Linked DNA regions of Homo sapiens: region 1 is linked to region 2. Evidence: chromatin loops called from intact Hi-C (ENCODE). Cell type or tissue: heart right ventricle. All regions are shown on one strand. Links, peaks and the distances in the headings refer to the core of each region. The heading gives the core; the rest is flanking DNA.

Region 1 (11,876 bases), core at 1,526-9,525, 70 kb after region 2:
GCAATCACCCTTCCTCTCCCCGGAGATATCTGGCAATGTCTGCAGACATATTTTGTTGTCAGAACTTGGTGTGGGGTTGGGGGATTGAAGGGTGTGTGGGGGGCGATGCTACTGGTATCTAATAAGTAGAGGCCAGAAATACACATCAAGGAATTATCTGACTCAAACTGTCTATAACGCAGGGATTGAGAAACTGTGTTCTAAAGACCCAGCTCTGGACTAAGAATAAATGCTGGATTCAAAAGACAAAAGGAAGGAAGGGATACAATTAGATAATACAAATAATATTTATTGTAGTTAAGGAAAAACTGCTGAGATTTCCCAGATTCGTATACTCTCCCGCATAAATTTCCCATCTCAACAATAAACCAATTTCATTATAAAATACAACATTCTGTTATATACTCACTGACAATAATGGTTAAGGACCCCAAAGTAGATGATACAAAAAATGAAAAAATAAACAAGCCTCACCAAGCCTGGGAGACACTGCCTCAGGGATGATAGAGATAGAAACTGGTAAAAGTGAAAGAACAAACCACAAAGTAGGGCAAATGAACTTCAGAAACAGAAGAAACATGCCAGTTTTCAATTTCCATAAATTCAAATTAATTTTGGCATTATGTCAATGACTACATTGAAATGGATCTTAAAAGGCCATAATTCTACTCTCAACGGTCACAAATATGGAATACATGGTGGGCTGTTCATTTCAATAAACAAAAGAACAGAAAAACAACATAGTACTATGACCCTGATCGAATATAACATACCCACTTTCAAGCAGTGCCTACTAGTAACAATCAACATTTTGGTCAGGCACAGTGGCTCACACCTGTAATCCCAGCACTTCGGGAGGCAGAGGTGGGCGGATCACCTGAGGTCAACAGTTTGAGACCAGCCTGGCCAACATGGTGAAACCCCATCTCTACTAAAAAAAAAAAAAAAAAAAAAAGCCTGGTGTGCTGGCACATGCGTGTAGTCCCACCTACTCTGGAGGCTGAGGCAGGAGAATTGCTTGAAGCTGTGAGGCAGAGGTTGCAGTGAGCCGAAATCATGCTACTACACTCCAGCCTGGGCGACAGAGTGAGACTCTGTCACACACACAAAAAAAGCAAAAAGAAATCAACATCTTATGTTGAGTCATATAAAAATACTGATTGTAAATTTAGGGTGAGTTTATACATTTTAAACTGTGGTGCCCCTATGTAAGCCAAAAATGAACATTTTCTCTGTCTACATAGGGAAGAAAAATATGTCTAACACAAACAAAACACTATAAATGTGAAAACAGCACTATTTAAAATAAGCTAAAATATTTCTTGGCAGGTCTCTTCCTGCGGCTGGATTTGACAGTCGAATTGTAAACCTATCAAAAACTAGTTTGTGTAATGAACAGACACAATGTTAAACACTGAACTGCTGGAGCACTATTCAATTAACATAATCCGGGTAGTGGAGAAGCAGAACATGTTAAACTTTCAGACAATATGCTGGCATTTAGCCTATGTCAAAAATTCAAGGCAGAGGTCTTCCTTCCTCATTACCATATACCTTACCAGCCCACAATAGTAACCACATTAGAAGCCCACATTTCCATAAGCGCTAGACAGTGCTTAAAGAGGCCCTTAGCTATAAACATACTTGATGAAAGCAAAGCAAAACAAAAAAATGTCCCACTGGTCTTGCTCCTTTTTGGGAAAGAGACAGAGAGGAGAGAGGAAAAGAAGATAAAGAATTTTAAAGTTTCAAATATATTTAAACTTCCTATTTTTCTTTGTAATAGTCTCAGGTTAAAAAAAATGTTTTAGAGATGTCAAAATGTAAAAATTCTTGATGTGTTTAATACATATGATTTTTATATATCAGGAATTTTCCCTGTAAAAAACTAGAAATGACTACTTTTTTTAGGGGTAAAGACTTCTCTGAGCAGTAGGAAATCCTGCCTTCATCTCCTTTACTGAATTGCTTACTGAATAATTATAGAGAATAATCAGGTTTAAGATGTAGCTTTTCTACCAAAAGTGGAGAAAACCACTTTATGTCTCTGGTTAGCATGGAAAAACTAGCATCAGTATTCTTATTTCCAGAATACAAGAAACAAAATTTAACTTTGCACACAAAGAAATATACTGCCTTTAAAAAAGTAAATTCAGTAAACTTTTTTTGTTCAGTTCCCTTTTAAAACATAAATTCATAAGTTTTTTGATTGGGTTATCCGAGAGTACACAGCTTACCCTGAAATCAGTGCTCACAATCAGAAATAAAGATGAACTTAAAATGAACTCCTTGTGATGTCTTCATTTTCTACCCTAAAGCAAGTCAGATGATTTGCAGTATCTGTTACACAGGAATTTTTTTTTTTTTTCAGACATCACCCCCACAATGTTATCCATACACCTCTAGGTTAACACAGTGAACAGACTGGAGCTAATTAACTAGTTTGGCTACACAAATTCTTTTCTGCTTTTAATTACATTAACCTAATGTGACTTGAATTCAACAGACCAAAAACAAAACCGCTAATTATATTAAGGGCTTCAAAGATGATTTCAAATTGCTAACCACCAAACTGTCATAGAATTTATCTCATTTCCTTTAATATATTTTACATGCAAAATCTGTGCTTTACTAAAAATACTATTTAAAAATACATCAAAACAATGAATAATAGAATATTGATTATAATGCTAAAAGAGAAATATGTTTCAACTAATACAGATAAGACACACATAGGCATCATCATACCAATAAGAAATTATGCAGTACTAAATTTTTACAATTTTCTAAAAGATTAAAGGTTTGAAAATATTGATTTACAGTAGTAAGGGCTTGACGAGTGGGATTCACATGAAGAATGAAGTTGTCTAAAGCACCTGAGTTTAGAAATTATTTTTTCAGAAAAAAACTTGATTCTTTACCACCAACCCGTTTTCATACTATTTTGCAAATTAAGTGAGATGAGAGGTTTTGAATGATAGTCTAGCGTATCATCCTTAAACAATTCACCACTAACTCTCCTTGAGCAGAATATCTCTTCATAGAAATGCTGTCAATTCTGCCTGGATCTTTGACCTAGAGAATAGAGAGCAAGCTGTTGTGAACTACAGATGTGCCTGGCGTGGCTTCTTAACAACAATGAGATGCAGGTAACCCAGATGGCCAGTCATAGCCCCCAGACATTCCCCTTGGTGAAATCAGCTGCAGTACAGTTTTAGATGATCCCTAAGGACTCCTTTCAACAGAAACATTTGAAGAAGAGTCACAACAATAACGGCTTTTCTTTCTTTAAATTTTGGCATCAAATTAGTAACAACAACAACAACAACAGTAACAATCCAGAAAAAATAACTTGTTTGAGGAGGGTGCAGAGAATAGGAGGAGGTAAAGTAATACCCATTACTTTCCAATCTGGCTACAAGAATAATATCAGCCTTTAATGTTAGACAGTTCAGATTAAAACATTCATATTTTCTAATGCATGCCATCCTATTTTTCAAAAATAATCATGCTTTATTGCCTTCTAATTAAGCAAAAACATTGCTAGTACCATAATTATTTTGTACAAATGACAGACAAAGAATTGGATAATCAATCCCAAAAGTATCATAGTAACATAAAAATATATAATCAAGTAAAATAATTCATATAATTCAGATATTATATAATATAAAAGAAAATACAGTATTTCTTATTTTATAATATTTCCTTGTCATAGTCCCAGGTAGGTAGTGCAAAAAGAATACTTTAAAAAACTACATCTCGGCCGGGCGCGGTGGCTCATGCCTGTAATCCCAGCACTCTGGGAGGCCGAGGCGGGCGGATCACAAGGTCAGGAGATTGAGACCATCCTGGCTAACACGGTGAAACCCTGTCTCCACTAAAAATACAAAAAATTATCCGGGCGTGGTGGCGGCACCTGTAGTCCCAGCTACTCGGGAGGCTGAGGCAGGAGAATGGCGTGAACCCAGGAGGCGGAGCTTGCAGTGAGCCGAGATCGAACCACTGTACTCCAGCCTGGGCGACAGAGCGAGACTCCGTCTCAGAAAAAAACTACATCTCTTATTAAATAATTTCATGTTTTTGTTAACTATGGTTTAATTATATTTCTGAACATACACATTAATAATTTTGTCTTTAAGACCTACATTTTAATGTAGTTAGCTATCAGATAAAAATGTAAATTGTTCATAAATCGATTCAAAACCATCACCATCAAAAATCATTGATAGAGAGAAACTTATATTTACTGATCTAGTGACCAATACTTCTAAGTGTAAGAACAAATTTCAAGAAATTCATTTTTATATATTCTATAAACATGTATATTTTATATATTTATTTGTACTAATCTCACAAAATAATTTTAAAATTCTATGTATTTATGACAAAATGATTTTATATTTAAATATCAAAGCAAATATTTTATTTTAGATTAAATAAACAATAAACCTCAGCCAAATCACAGTTCTTCTTGGTTAGCAAAGTTTATTAAAGATTTTTTGATCTTTCTATTTTTTATAAAAGCTATTGATTCTTGCTTCATTTTCCCAAAATTTCTTACCTCCCTCTATTCCTATTTTCTTCTGGTTCACAGAGCCCTAAAAGAGAGAGAAAGGGGAAGGAGGAGGAGAAGGAAAAGGAGGAAGGAGAAATGCATTATTTTAATTATTTCCCACTCGAGTCTCTTGATTAGATATGATCTGGTTTCATGCTGTGCGTTCACAGGCTGTCGGGTAAACTTGTCTTTAACTCAAGACCAGTCCAATATGAACTCATAACACAAAATGACAGCACTGTACCCCAAGATGGATGAAACTAAGGAAAACAGATTGTATACCAATATTCATAAGATTTTGTTTTTTCTTCTAGGTTATAAAAAAAAAAAACCCAGATTAGTCAGCTTTCAATTAAACTGTAAAAAGTACCTAGATTTTACAAATTATTCACTAGTCTATTCTCAAGTGAAGGGTATTTCATCATTTACAGCCTACTCAAAGTGTAAATAATGTTCCTGGGGTTTGCACAAAAAATGTTTTATATAACAAAAGGACACCGGGGCAAGTACACACACATTGTAAAGAAAATATGAGAATGATAAATTGAAAGCAATCAAATGACCATTCTAAAAATTCCTGGTGACATAAAAAAGGACAGCATTGCATGAAGAAAAGCCATAACTTGTTTCAGGTCTTTCAACTACTCTCTTAGGAGTGGAATTGAGAGGAAAAATAGGCAATTAGGATCTCTCCATTGGCGTCCCATATTTGCCTGGGCTACATACACACAAGAGAACATGATCCCGTTTCATTTGTTTCCTGGTACACTTTACAATACCATTTGAAAACCAACATGAATTCAGCCAGGAGTTTAAACACACTTGATCATCAGAGAGAAGCAACAAGAGACTTATGCAGAAAAAGCAATTATCCCAGTGGGAACACGTGGCTCTTTGCACAGCTTGGTGAGCTGCCAGCTGAGAACACAGGCCTGGGAGAGTCCCCGCCTAGGACTCTGGCAGCTGCACTTCTCTGCTATTTCCATTTCTCCTCCTAAATTTCTCATTTCTTCCTCATAACAATTGATAAATTGGTAGTTGGCTGTTTGCTGCTGCAGAAGCACACCTATGATAATTTGATTATAGACTACATCAGGAAGAGCTGTGTTGCTAATTGCACGTAAGTGGGAGCCACCCTGCAGACAGACATAGTTAAAGGAAAGGATGATTTTCTTTGTGAAAGTATAAATTAGTATCTTGCTCTCTATCCAATGTATATCACCAGAGATCCTTTTCATGATTCCTAATTTTAATAAGTAATAATAGAAAGAAGTAACACAGCCCTCTTTAAACACAACAATTTTGCTTGCTTAGGTGTAGCTCAAAGACAATATGAAGCCTTGGGTATGGCATTTTTCTGCTGGACACCCATTTTCCTGGGCTAGACAGAGGTACGTAGCCTAAAGCAATCAACCAGGAAAGCCCCTTCTAATTTATAGTATTAACCAGGAACAGACAACTGCTGAGTGCTGATGAAATGGAGAGCAGATGAAACAGTGAAGGCTTTTTAGCAGATTTCCCCAGGTGTCTGGTTCCCAAATTATTAAGACTAGAACCCCAAAGTGAATCCTATAAAAGGAGGCAATATAAAGAGTGGTTTTAGCCTTTGCTAGCTATCTTCTAAAAGTAAGAAAGCTAATTGATTTTTACCTCTATGAAAATTCTAGGTAGATTACATGGTAGCATTCAGCCTTAATATGAAAAATTGATTTAGCTTATAGCTATTAAAGTTAATGTATTATTTCCTTCACAGGTCTCATGAAACAGTGTCCTGCTGTTTTAAAGGTAAAAAACAAAGTCTTATGGGCAATTTTCACTTTCCCACAAAACCAGGTTTGCTTTTTATCACCTCTTCCAACCATCTGGCTCTAATTCTGAATTTACATACAGTCACAGCTAAGACAGCCTGAAATAAAAATCTACAAGGGAATTATGACTATACTCTAGAAATAAAGATGACAAATGTTCATAGTATTTGAGGGGAGAAAAGCTTATTTTCAAACTCTTGGCTCTTTTGAATTACAAGTACACCAGCTGAAAATACTTTGCCAACAGTAAATCCCTTTTCCTCTCTCTGGGTTCTTATACTTAGCTCTATAGTTTGGTCCAGTGTGAGAAATTCCCTCACTACCAAATGCTTGCTAAGATAAAGCCTTTTCCAGAGACCACGTATAACTTGTTACCCTTGAAATTTACATTGACTTACATTCTGTAGAAGACTCATAACCATGGCAAAGTCAAATCAAGGTTGGGTATGCAAGGGATTCCTTGATATAGATTGACCAATTTTACTTTACAGAAATGCATTTTTTATTCAAAAATATAAACAGCATTTAATATTACTAATTAAGATTCTACAGAAGAAGAAATATTCCTAAAATAGCTACAAATTGAAGTAAACACTCACACACATTCTGTGGTATTTTAATCCCAAAGAGTCAAAGGAGAAAAAGAAGAGCTTGCAAGTGACAAGCTTAATTGATTAATCAGAAGTTAGGGCTCATCAGACCAGGGTAAGAGATTCAATATCCATATGGCCAGTTGCTTCACCCTCCTTTGTTGAACACGAGATTATGCTAGAATGTAGCTCACTCACTTGGCAAATTTGTGCCTCATTTCCTATGGAAAACACGTTCAAAACATAAATAAATCCCATATCTTCCAACAATACACATGTTAACATGAATTAAAATATTTCTACATACATCCTTAGAGGAAGCAAGTAGGCTAATTCTTCAATGTGAGGAAGAAAATACGACCTTAGAAAGACAGGTCTGACCTAGCGCTTAAAAAGGAGCTTTCTGGTGGGCTACATTAAACTTCAAAATTATCAATAGGTACTTTTGCTATTTCCTGAGAACTAATAATTAACTCATGGACAAATAAGAAATAAAAATAAACTCATCCTGACCATTTCTATTTCTATAGTTATTGGTGAAAACAAAATAAAAGAGAAAATGATCTGTGTAAAGAGTATTGTAAAAACTGTTTGGAGGGATATTTATTTGGAATGTTCTTTCTTAGTCATAAATGGTTCCATTCCATAGCCAAGACAAAAGCATGCTGAACAGAAAATGTAATACAAACGGTATTAATTGTAATAAGGGATATGAGTGTTTTATATGGCTTCTAACCTACGTCTAGGATATACTGTTGGAACTTTGAGCTGAAAAATCAGAATCTTGTGCATCCTAGGTTGCTTCCATATAAACCGATCTTAAGAGTTCCAGCATTTAGGGATGGGAAAGCCTGCACTAGAAGTTATATCAGTCAGTGTGAAGATTAAAGAACAAAGTAAAATCAATGAAAAAAGCTTGATCTGACATTTCCTGCCTTTCTTCTGCATAGAATATATGTTCTGTGATGGCAAAAACTTTCTCCTAGTTTTAACATTTAAAAACACAGCACTTACATAGAAAGTACACTATCAGAATTGTTCACAATCTAAGAGATTGGACATACAGAATTCTTATGATTTCAGTCATCTCTTCTGAAAAAAAATGCTGAATATCTTCAAATTTATGTGAAAAGCACACTATTTTATACTGCATTATAGCAGACAAATTCAAATTCTGACCACTCCATACTAAAATAACAAATGTATTTAAATTCTCTGGTGTTTCTATAGAAATTTTAAAGAACTTAAGAATTGCAAAAGCTTAACATCTGAAAAACATTATGTCCTGTGTGTAAACCGCTTTTGACAGTTCTTCCTGCAGTACACGAAAAATGCATCAGTGAATCTGTGGTCAATTTAATAAATGTGCCAATGTATTTAAGCAACAATCTGTATTACTGGTATTGTTTTAATTAATGAGAACTGTGATATACCAACACCAGCTATATACATAGCATTGTTACATGCATTATTTTTAACGTCGAAAACATTCTCACAAGGTGTATTTTCCTATATTTTGGATTAGAAAATTAAGGCTCTGAGAGTATCAAAACTTGCTCCAGATCATTTGGTAAGTACACTGAAGCTCATTCTACATAGATCCAAAGTAAAGCTTCTATAGAGGGCTTTCTTTGAGATAGAGAACAACAGCTTATATTTTCTTTGCTTCTCACGCCATAAACTACAAATTCACAATATTTTTAAAACGTATAGATCCCCAAACTGAATGGCTGGAAGAACAAATAGGTGCTATCCATGGACCTCCTTAAGCATATTACATTGAAGTTCCCCCTTCCAGCACACCCCATATTTAAGCCTAACCAATCTGGACATCCAACCTAATGGCCATTAGTCCATGTAACTGTCAGCAGAAAAAAAACAATGTGTATGTTTACATTTCATATTTGCATGTGTTGTCTGTAGGACTAATGTTGTAAGGTAAATATCCCACATACATTTCTATGAAGAAGAATGCCTCTTCTCTTCCCATGCAAACATGTGCTTATTATCATGAATGTTTAAAGGTTAATCAGAATATTTATAAGCTTCCCTAATAAAGATGGGGAAATGTGGCATGATCTTTTATATACATGATGCATGGAACAATACAGTGATGTCATATATCGAGGTGAGAGAAGAGTGACACCATGCATGTGAATAGGCTAAGGAATAAGAAATCATGGATTCCTTAGTAAATTGTACTCTATCCACTCAAAGAGACAAATTTACATTATTTCCAGCCAGTATTATACAGATTAAGCTCAACTGCTTTTGAAATGTTCCCATACAATATGATGCTCTTAAAGGTGACTTAAACAAAAGCCTGTTTCTAATGCAATAGGCTTTTAAAGCTTTGTGATCACCTCGATTTGTAAGATTTAAGAAGAGTAAACCTGTACCATCTGGTAGTAATTTTGTTAATGCACAACAGATTATTTTACAAGTGTACAATTTATCATATTATCAAATTCTTTGGTTTTAAGGAGATAAAAACTGAAGTGGTCAGATGTTACCAAGAGCTGTTTGGTTAAAGCAACTAACCTTTAAACAAAAGAATTGCAGAATCAGCATTTGATTGAGGAGATATTAGCCTCACCATAAAACTTAGAATTATTCTTTGAGAGACAATATTTAAATAAAAGTGATAATGTGGGCAAGATGAAGAAATAATGTTAATCTTCACCAATTGCAAGTAATGAAAAGGAAATCTCAATCCCCTGTAAAGTGATCAGATTAAAAATAATTGAAAACTAAAAGCCTTAAGAAAATTTCTTTGATTTCTGCATTTTGGACTCTGTTTTAAGGAAAGGCTATTGTTTACAATATCTTGTAAAATCAAATGCCCTTTTGAATGTACTATTTGTTTTTTTTTAAAGATTACAATTCATTTTGCTTGATGTCCACAGAAAGAAAAAAATGCCGTCCATACTATCATAAGCAATCAGAACGATTACAAGCAATTAGAAAAGTAAACTTTTTAAAAATAGGGAATTACTAAAAAGTATTGATATTTAAATATTTTTTCCAAATTAAAGATAAAATGTATAAACAATTCTTTGAGATAAATTCTAAAACTATATTTTAGAGAAATATTTCATCTGATTAATGGAACATTGAGAATTAAATAAACTATTTAGGACATCATCCATGAACCCACAAAAGATTGTGCCTTTAATTTGGCAAACTACTTTAACCTATAATTAAACAAAGTGCTCCCTGACAGTAGTAACATCCCACTAGTCCTTGGCTATTGGGAGAAATTTAATGGCCTGATCAGATATATCAAAGTGCCTGGAAACTGAAGAAACTCTAGCTGCTTGTGTAAGCATATATTTTAAGAAAAAAGTAAGAGAAGAAACAACATTTGCATGTCTGCTTTCTATGCTGGGGTGGCAACCTAATCCAAAATTCCTATTGCAGGTTTGTTATTTGACCATGTGTGTTCATTTTGTATCATTTTAATACAGCACTTCTGCTTAATATACTGTATTATTTTGAATTATGAAGTACAACTTTCTTTTTGGCTGATTACTCCAATTTCTGAGACACTTTCTGCTTTCTGGAAGGTCTATTTTGACTAATAGATCATGGATGCTAACTAGCAGCATGCAACCATATCAGGTTTCATCTCAGTGATTTTCAAGAGTTGGCGGAATTCCATGTGGAAGGCAGCATAGGCATACTTGGTGAGGCAGTCCTCTATGTCATCTAATGTTACTTTGACTGAAACTAACATGTGAGTGGAACTAACTTTTGGAAAAGTATGCAAAACTGTTTTGGGTCTGAGTGTGGTGACTCATGCCTATAATCCCAGCCCTACAGAAGACCAACCTTGGCAACATGGTGAGACCCCACCGCCACAAAAAAAAAAAAAAAATAGCTGGATATGGTTGCACATACTGTAGTCCCAGCTACTCACATGGCTGAAGTGGGATGATCACCTGAGCCCAGGAGATTGAGGCTGCAGTGAGCCATGTTCACACCACAGCACTCCAGCCTGGACGACAGAGAGATACCCTGTCTCAAACAAACAAATAAAACCAAAAGACTTGTTTTTTGGGAAATCCATTTGGGGGAAAAAAAAAAAAAAACCTCCAGAATCATCTCAGGAGATTTAAGAGAATACTAACAAACAGTTTGCAACAGTCAAAGTAGGATAGCATGTCAACATGGCATGATATCAAAACTGAGGACTTTAATTCATATATAAGTTCATTATAGTACTTAGATGAAACTTGAAAATATATAGTATATTGTTTCCCAAAAGCACCAGAGATTATTTGTTGAACTAGAAAATATTTTGTCTGGCAATCTTTGGTCTCTACTACCTTACCTCTGCATCTAAACACACTGCACCCCGACTATGGTCCTGGAGTCAGTTTACGTAAAGATATAAGCACTTTATAAGGAATTAAAATTATGTCTCAAAGGACCTGGACAAAAATGGGCATGCAGATTATACATTATAAAGCCCATAAAGGTATATATCTTACACATTGAGACTTATATATTGATGTAAACCTATACATTGATCAAAACAGGATATACTACAGTTTTACAAGTGTTTGGTTTTTTGATCCACGAAATATCTCATTCAAAAGGTTTGCTTTAATTTCTGAAGTTAAATATCTTTCACCTCTCCAAGTTATTAAATTCAGTGTAGAATGAACATGAACTGAAAATCAAGACAGGAGAACTTAAAATAACGCTTTATAATGAGGCTGTTATCAACAGTCCTCAAAATACTTTTGACTACTGTGGTTTGATTCTCATAAGGATCCTAATAAACAGGCAAAGAAGATATCATTATCTGAATATTTTCAACAATTGACCAGACTTGACCAAGGTCTGGTTGTTAGGGCAGTTTCAAAAATGTGCTTTGGACATAACAGACCTTTCCCAAGATGGTCATAGATTAAG
Region 2 (11,876 bases), core at 2,118-10,117:
TTCAGGATCAGTAAAACCCAATGAAATATTCAGATAATGTTACCATTGAAAGAGCCATGAATAATCTCTGCATTAAAATAATAATCATGGCGAGCAACAGATAAAATAATGTTAAATATGTAAAAGAATTATAATATCAAGGGTTATGAATAGTCAAAAGGGCTCATGTTTTCTGCTGGCCATTTTGATTCATTATTTAAAAATTGATGAATATATGGGTAATAAAATTAACTTAGTTTACATTTATGTTTTAAGTCTACTGAGTTTTTTTCAAGCCCACCATAACACCCAGCCACACAAGGGGCCTGCAAAGTTGCTGTAGAGAACTGGAGGCTGTATCATCAAAGCAATATCCAATTCTGTTGGCATTGAGTGATATCAACCCTGAGGGTGCCCACTGTGCAGAATTCCCACCTCTGTCTGCAATTTTGATGTTCTTCCCCCACCACATCTGGTGAAACAAGAAGGTGTTGGCCCATTTCATTAGGATTGGTGCTTTCTTACAATTATTAAATCATTTGAGTCTGATACATATTGTCGTCATGAGTTCTTATAATTTCATTTGGCCTCAGCATTGATTTTGAATCTAAGTTTAACCTTCTCATAGCAGAATCTGGGTTTTGACACCCTTGACAATTTCCAGTTCCCTGCCTCCCTCCAGTTCCCTGCCTCCCTCCAGTTCCTCAACATGGTCAATCCAGACATCTGCCTTACATGACTGACTTACGGTGGCCACCTCCCTGTGGGATATGTAGATACAACTTACTTGACTCACCCCAGTGACCCCACACCCCTCATGGACTGTGCAGATATGCCAGTGACCATTCTCAGACAGAATGTGACCTCCTGGAACTTGTGCCATTTGCTCTAAGAACCCACCAGTAGGAACTCCCCAAAGGAAACCTGCCTGGGTAATACCTTCAACAGCAAAAAGTCCTCAGAGCCTAGGTCTTCCCCACCTGGATTCCCACCTGCTGGTTGAGCAAATTGCCCTGGTGGCCTTCTCATCTGCCCTTGTCGGCACTCCCTCTGTCTCATGGGTCTGTGAGTAATAAACTGCTTCCGTTATTTCACGTGTTTTTGTTGTGTTGCCTCCTCTGAGTCTCATCTAAGCAACACACTGGGAGGTTTTAACCTTCCTCCCAGTCAAGGCTCTCCTAGGAGGGGGCATGTTGACAGGAATAAGCTGGACGCAGGTCAGATAAGAGCCACAGGGGCGTCTGCCAGTATAAACTAGTTTCCTGTGTGAGGGACACCTGGTCATGGGTTGAACACAGGTGTTATGCTGTCTGCCAGGATTAAAAAGCATCCTGTGAAAGGCACAAAGTGAACACCCACAACCAAATTCTCCAAAGCCCCGTCAGGGCAGGACTAGAGTTTATAGCCACTGTGCAAAGAGAGACTTTAAGACCAAACTAGAAAGAAATACAACAATTCTGCTAATACAATCTGCTTTAAGATAGAAAGATTTTTCAATCCAAAAATACATTTTTTTCCATAAAGATAATTGGTATAACTCATTACATATGAATAACATTTTTTATGGATTCTTCTTTCAATGGATTTTTCTCTTATTAAATGACATTGCATCTTGATAAGAAAACTGGAAGGAAAAATAAGCAACGTTCAATGATGAAGAAAACAGCCTTCAGGAAAACAGCACCCCTTTCAATGCAAAATGGCTAAATTCCTTCTCATGTTGTATGAGTGTGTGTGGTTTTTCAGTTTGCTTTGTTCTTTAACAGAATTCCAGATCTCATTCTATAGAGGGTCAAGGCTGAAAAACCTATTTTCATAAGCAGTTACCTGCCTTTCTCTGTTTGTTGAATGAAAGTTTTATTTCATGTTCCAGACTCTTTTATTACCTCTGGTTATCCTAAGCACTTCATCCTCTTAAAGTTCACCGAGCAGACCTATTCTTCTTATCCCTAATACATTCTTTGTATCTGCTAGGTTTATAGATTTCATGGCTATTTGTGCAAGGTTAAGATGGGTAGCCTCAGATAATATGGAAACAGCCAAGAGAGGTCCTATGCAAGCAACCAGATGGACTTAACAGACTCAAGTGTGGTATGACTAATGAATTAAAACAGCCACTCGCTAGCTCAGTCTTTGTCTCACTGCAGCTGAGCCTATATTAAGATATGGAAAAATGGAACTCATTTGTAATTTCAAGGAAACCAATTTGGCCCTAAAGCCCCCATGGTTTCAATCTTAAATAAATAAAATTATACATAGTCATTTTCCCAATTTATCTTCCAAAAAACAGAACTAAATAATCTTCAGTCATAAAAATAGGTAAACAACAACAATATATAGAGTCATCACAGTGTTAACTTATTTCAATGTTCATAAATTAATATTGAAATTTAATAAAATTGGGCAAATATTTGACTATCAACTATTTTCTCAATATAAACTGTTTTCCTCCACATCTCATATAAACGTTCAACAGATGCATCAAGCAACTTATTTTCTTACAGTTTCTTGTGTTGCTTGAAACAAACCAGGAGCTATTTTTGTTTAAAAGTTTTATTTCTATATATAATCATTGGTTTTTTTTAAAAAAAATATTTTCATAGTTTTTGGAGAACAGGATGTTTTTAGTTATATGGATAAGTTCTTTAGTGGTAACATGAGTGCAAAAATCAAATTTTAGCCTATGGCTATGATAGAGACAGCAAGTTTTTCCCTAAAAGCTTGAATGGGACTCTCATATAATAGAGCTGTTGGGAGGAGCCTTCCTAGCCAGTGACTTAGTTTTGAGGTTACCCCATTCATTTGCTTGCAGTCACACTGGGAGTAGTGATGTGTACCATGTCTAGACCTGTACCACTGAACATTCCCATAGACGATGTGTTTCTTTCCTCCCCCTGCTACAGGCCCAGGGTCCACTTCAGAAGCCCCATGATAAAGAGGCTAACCCATCCGCCTATGATCCTCAATGTGTGTGTGGAACAGAGTCCCCACCCCACAAGTGGACTTTGGTAGACGTTATTGTCTTATAGGACAGAAATTCTGCAAGTGTATCTATTACCGCAACTCACATTGTCTAAACAATGGAACATCAATAATATTCTTCAAAATAAATGTGAAGTTCTTTATGTATAGCAATGAAGTTTATGAAAACCAGGTGTTTCTTAATTTTGTTTTGAAATAATTTCCAGGATGTCACCAATATTATTAACATGCAAAACTAGTATGTAATTGTGAATTACAAAGCTTCATACATCTGATCCTTTTTGATGATTTAACAACTGATTGTAATATTAATAACATATACTAATATTTCGCTAGTAATAAAATACTACTAATGCTTAACTTCTGATCTGGAAGACAAAAACATAAAGGTGCTATATGCTTCTTGGCATCATTCATAATTTACATGTAGCTTCTTAATATTTGAACCTTTCTTCTTGCTTTTCAGTTACAATGGTATTTTGTCATTGTTTTGTTATTGTTTGTTTTAGATTTTACTAGCATGCACTTACTAATTTGTACTTTATGTTCATGCCATATTGCCCAGAGTGAATTGTGGTAATGAAGCTTTTGATGTTAGTTTTTTTTTTAATTCATCTAACCACGTTTGAGGCACAAATTGTGTTTAACTTTCTAAGCAATCAGCATATAAACATATTCCAATACTCTTTGACATCTCAATCTACCTTTTGTTATAATAAACAATTACAATTTTAAATAGACACTACCTGTGAATATAAATTGGTCGTTGCTATAAACTTCTAATACCTGGTTTAAGTTTTAAATTGAAGTTTGCTTATTTGATTTTTTTTTTTTTTTTTTTTTTTGATAGGGAGTCTCACTCTGTCGCCCAGGCTGGAGTGCAGTGGTGTAATCTCGACTCACTGCAAGCTCCGCCTCCCAGGTTCACGCCATTCTCCTGCCTCAGCCTCCTAAGTAGCTGGGACTACAGGCGCCCGCCACCACACCCAGCTAGTTTTTTTGTATTTTTAGTAGAGACGGGGTTTCACCATGTTAGCCAGGATGGTCTCGATCTCCTGACCTCGTGATTTGCCTGCCTCGGCCTCCCAGAGTGTTGGGATTACAGGCATGAGCCACCGCACCTGGCCTATTTGTTTGATCTTAAATCCAAGCAACTGTGAGTTCCATGAAGGTGCAGACTGTCTTTCATGTTCACGGAGGTATCCTTGGTGCTCAATTAATAGCATTTGTTGAATAGATAAAAAAATTATATAGGACAGGATTAGGATAACATTGAATATTGACAACCTTTTGCCTGAAATATCAAAAATGTGTGCTTAGATATGTTCAAGTTTAGTTGAGATATCTACGTCCATATATCTACATCTAGTCTGTCTCTCTCTCTCTCTCTTTCTCTCTCTCTCTCTTTCTCTCTCCTACATATTAAGTAAAGCTAACACCTTTTTGTAGCTCTAAGCCATATTCCATATTCTATTAAATTAGCAATGGTGGGTGGCTCAGCCACATGCAAAAAAGCAAAGTGGGACACATGGTAGAGTGAGAGATTGTCAAACTGGATCTGCACTGACACTCACCCAGCTGGATGAACTGAGGCTCACTCTTTACCCCAGACCCAGCCCCAGTGCTGGCTGCCACTTCCACACTGTATCGGATTCCAGGAACAAGAAAGGGAATGACCACGGAAAAGGTGGAACCATCCACTGTTTTGTTGATGTGGTATCGAGTTTCATTGCCCAGACACCAAACCTGTAAGAAGCACATCACAAAAATCAAGCTGGTAAATTACCTAAATGAATGCAAAGATCAACACAGGGTTGCAGTTTTAGACCCAGACAGAGTACTAAACTGTCATGCACTACCATAAGAAGTTTCCAAAGTCATTTTTTCCCTAAAATCTAGTTCTATGAACAATCTTCTGGTCAAGTTTAACGTTAAAAGTAGTTTCAAGGCATCTTTATTACTTTCTCATATACTTTTAAAAGGTTCTATCAGGTAAGTCTACAAATCTGTGCTTGAAGGTAGTAGTTTCTATCAGCCCACTTCATTTAGATTTCTTTTTAACACCAACACATTATCTGCCAGCTAAATAAGTACCTTGCAGATAGCTGTGTCTATGCAGATCAAGAATAATACTCATTCAACATTTGCATTCTAGGCATGACCCAGATGACCAGATATTGTAAAACAAAAATGAGTAGGAAACGCCAAGCCTCGTACTTCAACAGTTCTCTGGGATCAACCTGCCTGGCATGGGCACTGGAACATCACATTTTACAAGGAGTAGTTGATTGAAAAGGAAGGAGAGCTTCTGAATACTCTAAAGTAGTTTGCACAAATATGATTATTAAAAATAAAACTGCACACAAGGAGTGAGCCTCATCTCAGGATTTTATTCAACCTCTGGTACACTGAACTATATTATCAATGAGAGACAATTTGCCCTCTGCTCTTCTATTTAAATGGGACTATCAGTCCTTCACAGCATACATGAGAACATAAAGAATAGCAATACATATTTGATGTGAAAAAAGCATTCTTCTAATAACAAAGAGTTACCTGATTAACTTGGCTAATAATATTTGTGATACAAAACTATTCTCAAGAAATTGAGATTTTCAAACTATTCTATAATCCTTGTTTTAAATTTCACTAACAGATTCATCAGTGAGTGATCTTCTGCGATGTTTAAGAACTTGGATATGGTGCACGACAATGTTCAAGCTCAGTTTCCATAAGAAAATGATCTATAGAAAAACATGCTCATTATTATTAATTATTATCATTAGAGATGGAGTCTTGCTCTGTGGCTCAGGCTGCAGTGTAGTGGTGCAATCTTGGCTCACTGCAGCCTCCACCTCCCGGGTTCCAGTGATTCTCCTGCCTCAGCCTCCTGAGTAGCTGGGATTAAAGGTGTGCACCACCACACTCAGCTAATTTTTGTATTTTTAGTAGAGACGGGCTTTCACTGTGTTGGCCAGGCCGGCCTGACCTCAGATGATCTGCCTGCCTCGGCCTCTCAAAGTGCTGGGATTACAGGCGTGAGCCACAGCGCCCAACTGACATACTCTATATTCCTTATGATGTTCTCAAGCAATATATACCATTAACTTTAAGTAGACAATTGTCTAAACTCTAATAGGAAGTGAGATTTAAAAGAAATCTAAGCCTAGTCTCTTCCATCATTTATCTTTTTATATTTTCTTTGAAAGTTAATATTATTTTAATATAGTTTCAATACATAACACCAAGAAATGCTCAGACCCTATACCAGGAGCTGACCATTTGGAAATTAAGACTCTTTTGTGATTTTTTTAAAAATCCCATTTACATTATACAGCTGAACCAAAGCCACAAACTGATTTTGTACCAGTCAATCAGGTTCTGAAAGGCATTTTATTATTTTAAATTGACCATGAAGTTACGTGAAATCCACCCTTTTGCATTTCTTCAGGAGAGAAATGAGTTCTGACTCTTAGGGGAAAATGCCTACATTCCACAATTTAGCTTGAGAGCTGAGACATCACCCATTTTAAATCCTTAAAAATCTTCTATAACATTCTATTTTTCTAGACTAACACATAGTATCCTGTCACTCCTCAGTATTGAGACAGCCTTGAAACTCTTAAGAAAACACTTAAAAGTACAGAGACTTTTACCTTTTAATGCCTCAATTATCTAGAAAATCTTACTTGAAATATCTTAAAACATCCACAGTGCACTTATGGCAGTCTTTTAAATACTTTAAAAAATACACTGTTCATATACACAAATTTCATAAAGAGGTTTCTCAATTTGTTTTTAAAAATCTTTTGAAAATAAAATAAACTTAAAATTCTGCTCAGGATACTTGGTTACCGTACAGATTAATTTGCTCCTCAGAAGAACATGTATAGTCTTATTTGGGCCTTAACTAAGGATGCACATCAGAATCGCCAAAAGATTCACCAAGATATATGTGCAAGGGCCCCTGTCAGACCACCTGAATCAGAATTTCAAAATCACTGAATAAACAAGAAAGCGTTTTAAAAATAATTTTACATGTTGCTATTTGGACCAGCAGATGGCGCCAAATATCCATAAACAAATACCAGCCTGCTTTTTCTTTATGAATGGTGGGGGCTGCCCATCAGGACATTAATATATATATATATTATACTCATACCTTATACTCTTGGACCATTCCATTTTGAGTGTCTTCTGGAGGTGGCTGCCAACTAACTAGAATTGCAGTTCCGTTTCCATCATTCTTGGATACAGTTACACCTTGGGGTGGGGCACTGGGTGCTATTAAATTGTTTTAAAAGGTAGGTTATTAGAATGTGCTAGAGAACACTGAAAGCAGGTAATTAATATCAAACCCAATAATAGATGTATTAATACTATATCAATATATGCTTTTTTTTTTTTTTTTTTTTGAGACGGAGGCTCGCTCTGTCATCTAGGCTGTAGTGCTGTGACATGATCTCGGCTCACTGCAACCTCCCCCTCCCGGGTTCAAGCGATTCTCCTGCCTCAGCCCCCTGAGTAGCTGGGATTACAGGCACCCACCACCATGCCCCACTAATTTTTGTATTTTTAATAGAGATGGGGTTTCACCGCCTTGGCCAGGCTGGTCTCGAACTCGTGACTTCAGGTGATCCGCCCGCCTCAGCCTCCTAAAGTGCTGGGGTTACAGGCGTGAGCCACTGTGCCCAGCTGCATATGTTTTAAAGATGTATCTCATCCAAGTCTGAATAGTCCCAAACTACCTAAGTTGTTCCTCACTCAATGCTAATTCACTGCCACGGTGAATTTTCCATAACCAAAGTTAAATACCTTGTTTCCACCAAACATCCCAGGACAATTCCTATTTCTTCTACCGTGTAACTCTAGTCTCATGTTCTCCCCCGAAATGTTCAAAAGTATGAAAATGAATATTAATCATTCATGATAATTACTTATACAGCCAAAGTGACAAAGACATGTTGGGAAAAATCCTGTTGTTAGTTAATGTAATCTTTTACCTTTATGTAAATATTGTTTAATTTCTAGGAATAGGGTGGTCAGCTATAGTGATTTGTCTAGAACTGAGGTGTTTTAAAAGAGATGAGATTTAGGAAGAAAATGCTAATCCCACGAAGTCCTGGGCAAATCAACACATTATTCAAATCATGGATCAAAATAAACAAATAGAAAATGCTGAATGGAAAATAAACCAAACGGAAAACAATTTCATTTTTAAATGTGAATTTTAGTTCTGAATAATTAAATTTCTATATGCCATTAAGTAATATAATGTTCACATTTACACATTTGAGGTAGGCCACTATTGAAGCAAGTCAACTATTATAGCATTTTGCTTTTCTAGTTTTCTAAATAAACAAATACTGTTAGCAAAATGTATGTTCAATATCAAGAAAGTTAGTAATTAATGCCACTATTAACATTATAACAATTTAAATTAAGCTAATAAAATTCTAACAAATATACTGCAATGCATGGAAATCAAACGCTTCATCATACTTGCCTTCTTCCAGGGTTTTGGCAAACTTGATTTCACTATCTGCTCCTTGAAATTCATTAAAAAAAGGGCGAGCCTTAATTTCATAGTTGACTCCCTTTCTGAGATCAGGGATTACCACACTGTTTTTGGCTGGCGTCCTCACTTCAAAAACTAACCAGTCTGATTCTCCGTGGTTGGCTCCAGATGGCCGATAGAGAATTTTATATCCTTGTATATACTGAGACTGTTGATCTACCTATTAAAAAGACAAGTAAAATGTAATTATTCATATTATTGTATTGGTTCATCAGAAAATAATAAAAATTAAACGTTATAAAATGCACAAAATTCTGTCTGGCTTCATCCCACATTCTTACACAAGAAATGTGTAAGAATTAGAAAGGAAAAAATAAAAATCATTATTTGTGGACAACATGAGTGTGCTCATAGAAAATCCAAAAGAATCTTCAGCTAAAACATTCAAATAAGTAGAATACTGAAAAAATTCCACTATCTTTTGATAAAAATTTCGGTGGCATTAACTTCTATGCTTCATGCAGAAATGTGAGGCCTGATGGCAGCTCTGACATTGCATGTAGGACATCCCTGGGTCAAGGGGATGAGAAGCTAAAATGTTTGATGATTTTCTGATTTTAAAAGCCTACTTAATACTACTTGGAAATATTTCTAAGTTTAAAAGATTCATGTAATAATGATCCTATCACAAGTTACATAACACAGTTAATACTATCTGTTTCTTTCCTGAGACAGGTCAAGTTCACTACTGCAGCACAATAGGAAAAAAATAGGCTCAAGATGCAATGTTTTTCTGTTTAAACCAAACTAATAGCTACTGTAATAAACAGTGCTTACACTATAAAGTTATCATTAATGTACAAGTAGGCAACAGATAGTTACATTTTATATGCATTGCAATGATCTCGCAGACGCTTATTAAAACTGAGATCAAATATTGTAACAACTCACTGTCCAGTGCACTTCGATGGAAGAGGAAGAAAGGACGGTGGGGTTGTGGAGGTGCAGAACAGCATTTCCCAGCTCTCTCTGGACCTGCTTGTGGTCCACCCCCTGACTTGTTGGTAGGACATCTACAACAAGTCAAGAAAACTGTGTCAGGGTCTGCACAACGTTACTGAACGGAATGAAAGCATGGTGAAACAAACTGTTCATTCATAGCAACTCTCAGTAAAGAAGAGTCCAAGCCAGGCTGTGATTCGGAAAAAAAAAAAAAAAGGAATAATTTAACCTTTTTATTAGGATCAGGAAAGTAAGAGGGGATAGAGAGAGTAGAGAGAACGCAGAGGACATATATTATAGAAAGGCAAAAAGAGCAGGAAGCAAAGACAACAATGGCAAATAACAACATTTAGTGGCTCCTCCTATCATGTAACGATCACTTTCCTGATGAAAATGAGGGCACTAGGGCAATTCCCTGAGTTTGTGAAAACCTTCTGTAGTGATCCTAACTATGCAAGACAGAAAAGAGACTGAAATTGTAGCAGAGTGGCTAAGCAATGGAAAGAAAGGAGATATGGTTAGTGAAAACCAAGAACAGAAAGAAGGCAGATACTTTACAGCTTTTAAGATGAACTTGGATATTTTCTCATGGAAGGTATATGGTAAGTTAGTGGCTACAATGGAGGTGATACAGATGCCAGCAAGGAAGTAAAATAAAATAAAGCTGATTAGACTCATGAGAAAAAAGTACTTAACGTTTATTTAATTGATGATCCTTTAGTTTAGTTATTGTATCATAGTAAAGAAGGTTTAATAAAGAGTTCTTAATCTCAAAAGCCCCAAAATTTCAGGAAGGAAACTAAGAACACAGTAAGAATGAAGTGGCTACTAATGTTAATTTTTTTTTATAAGCTTCTTAAAGTCTACACTCAAAAAAACATTTGCCCATTTCTGAAGCGGTTTTCTAAACACAGATGTTTTGCTTTGTTTATAATAGTAACAGGGAATACATGGGAGGAAGTGAAGAAAATGTTTTTTGGACTTCAGAATTCTCTTTCTCAAAGAATTGTATTTTGGCACCTACATTCCAGATGATTCCCCATTACATAAAAAAATTAAAATGAGAATTTTAGTTTAATGAATCATTAAATACCGTCAAACAATTGATCTTGGGTAGAAAGCAAAAGCAGGAATACTAAGAATGAGATCGCTAAGTATCTCGGATGAAGTCCAGGGAAGCTAGGCAAGTGGAAGAGATGACATCGAGATTGATATCAAACACTCTTACATATTGTTTGGTTGTTTTTATACTTAACCTAGAAATTAAGCTGATAAATAAGCAAGATGAAAAAAAAACAACTGGGATAATTCTGGCATCCCATACTTCATCTTCCTTTACCAATATTTTTGGTTAGGACCTGCCCTCAGGATAACTATTATCACAGCCTCTACGGAGTAAACACTTGATTGTCACCTTTCCATCTCTTCCTTACCCACTGGTCTCAATTGCTCCTACGACTCAAGCTGTCACCCATCTCTAGGATAAGAGTGAAATACTTGGAATGAAACAGACTTGGGTTTGCACCCCACCTCGGCAACTTAAAAACCACGTAACATTGGAACAATTTCTTAATCTCACTATTCTTCAGTTTCCTTATGCTTCAGATGGTGGCATCAAAGGCAGCTAATCCTGAGGGCTGTGGTAAAAGCTGTCTTGTGGTAAGACATAAAAAGTGCTTTTCCTCAGAGCAGGGATTGTGGACCCATAGTATATAGCATAGTGCCATATACATAGGTGTTGCTTAATAAACATAGGTTCAATTAAAATGTATTCATGTGTGGAAAACACACATATGATGTCAGTTTCCAAGTACTTCCCTCATACGTAAGCTCCCATCCTCACAAAATCATCCCCCTTTCAGAAAGTATCTTCAAATACAGAAATAACCACTTTATACATAACTGCCATGATCTGCATCCCAATCCCAAATTCCTCTGATTTGAGATAAACCTACCAGTCAGTTCCTTCATGAAAATTGCTAGATTCTCCCACCTAGTACCCATGACAGCAACAGCAGTCTATAACATTATAATAGAAATGTTCACAGCAGAGAGAAAAAGGGAAAGTGACACCTGATAATATAATTTTGAGAAGTTTATGAATTGATCCTGTTACTGTTTTTGTTCTCCTTCTCCTGAAAGAAACGTATGACAATGTAAAAGGTCTTTCTCAACATTCAGAATTAGACTTAAAGAAGACCTAATTGCTCCAGCCAAACTGTTTCCCCCAACGTTAAAACTTCGTATACACAACCTCAGAGGGGAGCCTATCCAGGCCCCACTCATTGATAATAACTGACATCATCTTAGGTATGATATGTATCTGTATAGATTCTTTTAAAACTAGGGCTCAAGAATGATACACAGACAGGGCACATGGGTGAGGAATCATAGT

Evidence for each region. A loop is a pair of places that touch in the nucleus more often than their neighbours do. Peaks named below come from ENCODE experiments on the same cell type or tissue, not always from the same donor. Only the 100,000 strongest peaks of a DNase experiment are listed, where the experiment ranks them.
Region 1: it touches region 2 in a loop (2.4-fold over the local background); 2 of 110 quality-filtered maps call a loop at or near these places.

Annotation. Positions count from the first base shown.
Region 1 is chr3:78,723,581-78,735,456 of GRCh38, forward strand. All of the region lies in intron 5 of ROBO1 (roundabout guidance receptor 1), which reads right to left. Among named protein-coding and RNA genes, the nearest start is that of LINC02077, 680 kb to the left of the region's middle. In heart right ventricle, for the core only: no CTCF peak of the experiment used is centred there; a DNase peak (open chromatin) is centred at 5,471.
Region 2 is chr3:78,652,563-78,664,438 of GRCh38, forward strand. It overlaps ROBO1 (roundabout guidance receptor 1), which reads right to left. Exons shown (of 31, transcript NM_002941.4): 15 at 9,431-9,552; 16 at 8,468-8,699; 17 at 7,124-7,245; 18 at 4,536-4,707. Among named protein-coding and RNA genes, the nearest start is that of LINC02077, 610 kb to the left of the region's middle. In heart right ventricle, for the core only: a CTCF peak has its summit at 7,025 (motif pointing right); no DNase peak of the experiment used is centred there.